2 separate regions of the Homo sapiens genome follow, and region 2 is linked to region 1. A link is a loop called in an ENCODE intact Hi-C map of the cell type or tissue named here. Cell type or tissue: MCF 10A. All regions are shown on one strand. Links, peaks and the distances in the headings refer to the core of each region. The heading gives the core; the rest is flanking DNA.

Region 1 (2,822 bases), core at 54-2,553:
TGCATGAAGCAATAACTGAGAGAACTGAAGGAAAACATAGATAGCTTAACGGTAATAACTGGAGACTCAAATATCCACCTTTTAATAAGGGGTAGAACAAATAGGCAGAAGACAGAAAAGATAATAAAAGACTGGAATTAAACTGTAAACAATATATGCCTAATAGATATTATATCCATACACCAACAGTTAACAATCGAAAAAAAAAAAGTCATTCCACTCACAATAGTGATGCAGCTTCCATGACTGCAGGAACACCAGAGTCCTTAGTTTTGTGCCATTAGGAGTAATGACACAGACACATGTGGAGTGGTCGTTAAGAAGTAAAAAGTTTAACAGGCAAGAAAGAAGAAAGACAGAAGAAAACAGAGACAGAGGGACAGGGGCTCAGAACAAAGAGGAACCCTGTGTGCAGCGGAAAGGCAGTCCATTATATCCGGAAGCTGGAGAAGGCAGTGTCTGGTTTGCATAGGGCTCAGGGGATTGGTTTGACCGGATGTGTCGTTCACGTAGCCGAAAAAACCTTGCCCTCCCACCCTAGCCTTTAATATGCAAATACAGGTCAACATGATGTTTTGAACACATGGCGTTACGTGGGGGCAGCCATGACACTTGGTACACCAGGTGACAAGGAGAAGATGGTGGGAATCACCATGTTGGGTAGACCCAGTTTCTATTTTCCGGCATTTGCGTATCAAAGTTTGCCGGTCTAGCTCTTTAAGCCAACTTTTTTTTAGTTTCCACCGAGAACGTTTACCCCATCTAGCTGCCTAAAATAATTTCTTAATAACTCCTGTATTATTCCCCCCTCAAAGAGAAGTAGGTCTAATTATTGTTAGGGGGTGTTGGATGACGATTCTTTCTGGCTACTTCCTGCTGAAAAGGGGTGTTGTGTAGGGGGTTCAGCAGTTTGGCCTTCTGAGGTTTATCTAAGGGTTCTCAGAATAATGCTGTGTCCATGTGTGGCTCTGCTCACAGCACCGTTTGGAGTTTGGCTACTTCTAGGTGAAAAGTGATAAATTCGACAAGAAGGTTTAAAATACAGGGTTTGAATACGAGCATTAAGATTACCACCATTAATAGGGGTCCTTTAGACTATAACTGACAGTTATAGTCTAACTGTTAGTTATACCAGTTAGTTATACCTGTTGACACCTGTTAGTTATACCAGTGGATTGCAATACTGGTTTGCCTCCACTAGATGCTGCTGTACATTACCAGAAACGTTAATATGAAAGTAACATTTTTCTTGAGAAACGCATACATTTCCCCTTGGCTTGCCACTAGAGAATAACCTTAGGCTTAGGCCATTTTTATAACTTGTAATATGATTGGGAGAGATACGTTATTGGGTGGCTAAAATAACTTTAGCATTAATTTTGACAATTCCTTTTCTTTAATTATTGAATTGTTTTATGACTTGTATAGACTCTGTTACAACATACTTAAACGTTTTTACTTGTTTTAAATACTCATTCTTTAAACAACCAGTCATTTCTTTTTAGGACAAGTATTTACCATACAAAATTTTTCCTTACATAAAATTTCTTTCTTTACAACATTTTTTTCATAGCTTAGAGTGCATTATACTGCCAAACTTCAGTAAAAAATCTTATTAAACTTAATGATGGTAAAACTTTTATGCTTATTTCTTATCAGTAACTATTACTTCTGCTATAAGCAAAACAATCTGGATTAATTTTTTCTGCAATTATTAATCCTGTTATAAGGATAATAATCAGGCAAAATATTACAGCAATTAGAATTTTATAACGAGAATTTCACATTGTAGGTGCCACAGTGTATAGTTCTATTGCAAATAATAGCGTGACTATAATCATTCCCACAAGAGTGGCGTAGTAAATAATTTTTCTCTAAAACTTTACTTGCCAATATATAACATTTTCCTTTGGGGATTTAAAAAGTTACAAATGTGATCCTATGTATATTTGAAAATCTCCTATAAATATGTGTTAAAAAGAAGTTGTAATATTTGGTGGTGAATTTGAGAGGAAAGGGTAGAAACAATAAAATATTTGGTGAGGTAGGAGTGGGACTGAGTAAGATGGGTAGCCCTTAGTTACTTATTTTTTATGATTTTCAGCTTAAGATCTTCTATTTTTTTACACTGATATTCAAGACGTTCCTCTGGGCTGTCAGAGGTTGCTCCCAAGCTCTTCGGGCTTGACTTGAGGGTGATGTATCCAGGAGTCGATTCCTGTAATTTTTACTGAGGGGGTTGAAAGAAAAACAGTGTAAGGCTCTTCCCAGGTTGGGTTAGGGGAGGAGACAGAGATGAGAGTTTACACTAATACCAAATTTCCTGGGTTAAATACAGGTGGTTTCTGTTGGAAGTGAGCTAGAAAGTTTACATGCTTAACCAATTTAGAGGCTTCCTGCCTGAAAACAATCTCTGAGCACATTGAAGTTTTATCCTTTCCCAAGTGAAAAGCTAGGTGAAGGATTTTAAGGACTTTCCATTGGCTGGAGGCTGGCAAATAGTGTTTGTCATCCTGACTGTAGCCATCCTAAGGGCTTAAAAGAATGCCTTTGACAAGTGGCCTATTTTATTTTTGTAAGGGATACTGAGGTTTAATTTTTCTTACGGAGCCTTCCTAGATTAGAAGGGGCTTGAACTGTACTAACGCTTTGAGGCTTTTTGCCTCTGACTTATCTGCCTGATTAGCTAATCTATTTCCTTCAGCTACCTTATTTGTTTCCTTTTGATGTTCCTTACAACACATCCCTGATATTTCTCATGGAAGAAAAACTGAGGATAATAAACGGTTAATTTCCTGGTGATATTTTATAGGAATTTATGG
Region 2 (2,822 bases), core at 269-2,768, 1.3 Mb before region 1:
GATAGTCATAAATTCACATTTGTTTCTTGCTAACAAGAGATTCAAAAGTCTCAAACCATAGTTGATTAAAACTCATGGGAATATTCTTGGAAGATGCATAGAATCAAAATTAATAACGATTACCACTAGTGAATGTTAGGGGTTACTTTCTTTCCTTGAATTCTAAATAGACTAACCCATGAATATTTTAGCTGTCATTTTTTTGTTGTATTCTTAGATTTGGCAAATGATTATGATTTGAAGTGTGCATCATAAGACTCTTTTGCGTATTGAAATGTATATCTGCTTTGCATGGGCTAGAAACAATTATTGATTGAATTTTTGCATACCTACAATCTGGCTGGGTGCTTCAGCCTTGTTTAAGGGGTTCAATTAAGCATTAGGGCACATTTACTTCCTTTCCTGTTGGTCTTTACTTCTGTCTGCCTGACAGTTGCTCTTTGTACTTCTCATTGTCATCCATTTTCTAAACATGTCCAGCTCAGGAGGACTAAATCGCAGTGAACTCCTGTCAGTGCTGATGGACTGGCTGGCTTCCAGGTCCTTCTTGTTGGTGATCTTGTCAAACCATTACATGCTGATTATGGTTTATTGATGATGCCTGTGAAACTGCTTAAGAGGCCAGATGTAGCATCTCTGAGCAGTTGAAGCCTCGCAGCTGGTTAGTATGTTGCACACTACTTCTGCTTTCTACACTGCATGATACTGTATCAGTGACACCATACCTGATAACCCCTTGAAGGACATGCAGTGCTTCTTGGCTGATTACTTTCTGGTCTCTAGATGCTTTAGCTCACATTACTGCCTAAATAAAAACTTACGGTAACTTTCTGTACTCACTCATATTTTTTCTTTTAGTAAAACAATAGCATGTCTTAAAAATATTTTCTGACTATTAACAAGTTTTCAAAGAATATCTTCATTATAGAATATTGATACATGAGTAACTTAAAAATTGGAATCCTTGAATTTTTGAATATGTGATGAGGATGGGGATGAGTGGATCATGCTTGCCAATATGTTCGGTCTATTTTATTTTGGTCCCAAAATTCTTATTTTTAGGAAAAAAATTGACAGAAGGATTATAATCATGAATATTCCAATTTGATCAAGACCCAGAATTTGTTATAAGCATCCTTTGAAATTTTATTCCACTTTTAAGACTGAGGTAATACTAATATCTGAAATATCAAGAAGAACTGTGTATGTGATTCTGTTATCAAAATTTTTACCAAATGCCATTTGAATTTATGGTATTAATAGAAATAATTATGCAACAAAAAGTCAGGTCTAAAATAAAGTCAACAAAATAACTCCTAAATGAATTTAGTTCTGGAAATGAATGTTTCTATTATTTTAATATTTACCAAATGGACACATACTTGCCTAATATTTAACCGTTACTTAACATGACAAGTTTATCTTGTATTGTACTAGCTAGGAACACGATGATAACTATGATTGCTGAAATCCTGTGTGTCTTAAAAACAGAGGTGCTTAACTAGGTGATTCATGCAGTAAATTAGTTCCTGACCACTAGATGGAGCTATGCAACCTCTTGCATTATTAACAGATTTCTTACAAACTACTTGCTTTCCTTGATGGGAAAAAATTATCCTTGAAAATTTCTGAGGAGAATCTTTTCCCTCCCATTTTAACCCCATCTTCTATTGATGACTGAAAAATGCCCCATAGTCTCTGTATAATGACAAAGCAGCATTACGGTAATGACATGGTAATCATTATATTATGTTCTAGGAAGGAAGTAGATACATCGCCAAGGTCACCCTAGAGTTAATTCAGCCTCTCCACTAATAGTAACAGGTCAATCATGGTGACATGCTAATAATTCTTTCTTTTTCTATTCATTGGTTCAAGACACAACTCATTAACTTCATCTATTTGAATTGTAGACCACAGCTTGCTTCTAGGATTTAGGAGGCTATGGAACTGTGATTACATTTGGAGCGAGTGCATAAACCACTAACAATGTAACAAGTACAAATAATAGTTTTTCTTCTCATTTTATCAGTTACCATCGTGATTAACTTAGTAAATAATCTACAGGTCTTTTTGGCTCTGGAGGAATGAGGCTTACCCCTAAACAATGATTAGCATTGCGTATGCTAAATTAAATATAATCTTGTGCTACTTAATGTTTATCTTTCCTTGTAAAGAAAGACTTATTTTGTTTTGATTTATAAGCAATTATTTCACTATTTTGGCTTTCACCCTAAATTTAACCAGCAAAAATAAAAAAAATCGTTCTCCTCAAATATTTCATTGTTCTCCCTTGTGGAGAACTATAATACTATGCACAAAATAGCTATTTAATAAGTTCTTGTTAGATAAATGAAAGGTTCATGACACCATGATTATAATTTATATAATGGGGTCAGTGCAATTTCATTTTCTTCTCTTATTCTTGTCCAAATTTCAATTTATTTAATTATCATAAAACTTCAAGTAACAAATATGTTTTAAATATTTAGATGTGTTGTTCCATATATAAGACAGATTTTTGGATGGTGAAATAATAATCTGAAATCCTACACACCACTGTGTTCCCCATTGATTCAGGTATTTAAATAAGAGATTTCTGGACTGGAGTCATTTTAATCAAAGATATTTATTTTGAATCTAAGGTCATACAGAAATTGGTAAATGATCAGAAGCAGTTAATTGTCAGTCAAATGTTTTTGATAGAGAATATTTGTGAAGAAAGGCATAATCAGAACATTTTTAAGAAAGCCACCTGTTTTTGATGGAGCAGGGGCAGAAAATGGAAGGATGCTTCACACTGCTCTTTGCTTCTAAAATGA

The links. Hi-C counts contacts between places; a loop is a spot of excess contacts. Peaks named below come from ENCODE experiments on the same cell type or tissue, not always from the same donor. Only the 100,000 strongest peaks of a DNase experiment are listed, where the experiment ranks them.
Region 2: it touches region 1 in a loop (8-fold over the local background); 3 of 110 quality-filtered maps call a loop at or near these places.

What each region holds. Positions count from the first base shown.
Region 1 is chr4:161,251,538-161,254,359 of GRCh38, forward strand. LOC105377515 (a long non-coding RNA gene) reads right to left here and starts at 665. Exons shown (of 3, transcript XR_939409.1): 1 at 225-665. RefSeq lists a silencer at 1,208-1,257. In MCF 10A, for the core only: a CTCF peak has its summit at 1,190; no DNase peak of the experiment used is centred there.
Region 2 is chr4:159,945,653-159,948,474 of GRCh38, forward strand. The region is part of intron 2 of LOC107986324 (a long non-coding RNA gene); the gene reads left to right. Among named protein-coding and RNA genes, the nearest start is that of LINC02233, 170 kb to the left of the region's middle. In MCF 10A, for the core only: a CTCF peak has its summit at 1,540 (motif pointing right); a DNase peak (open chromatin) is centred at 1,539.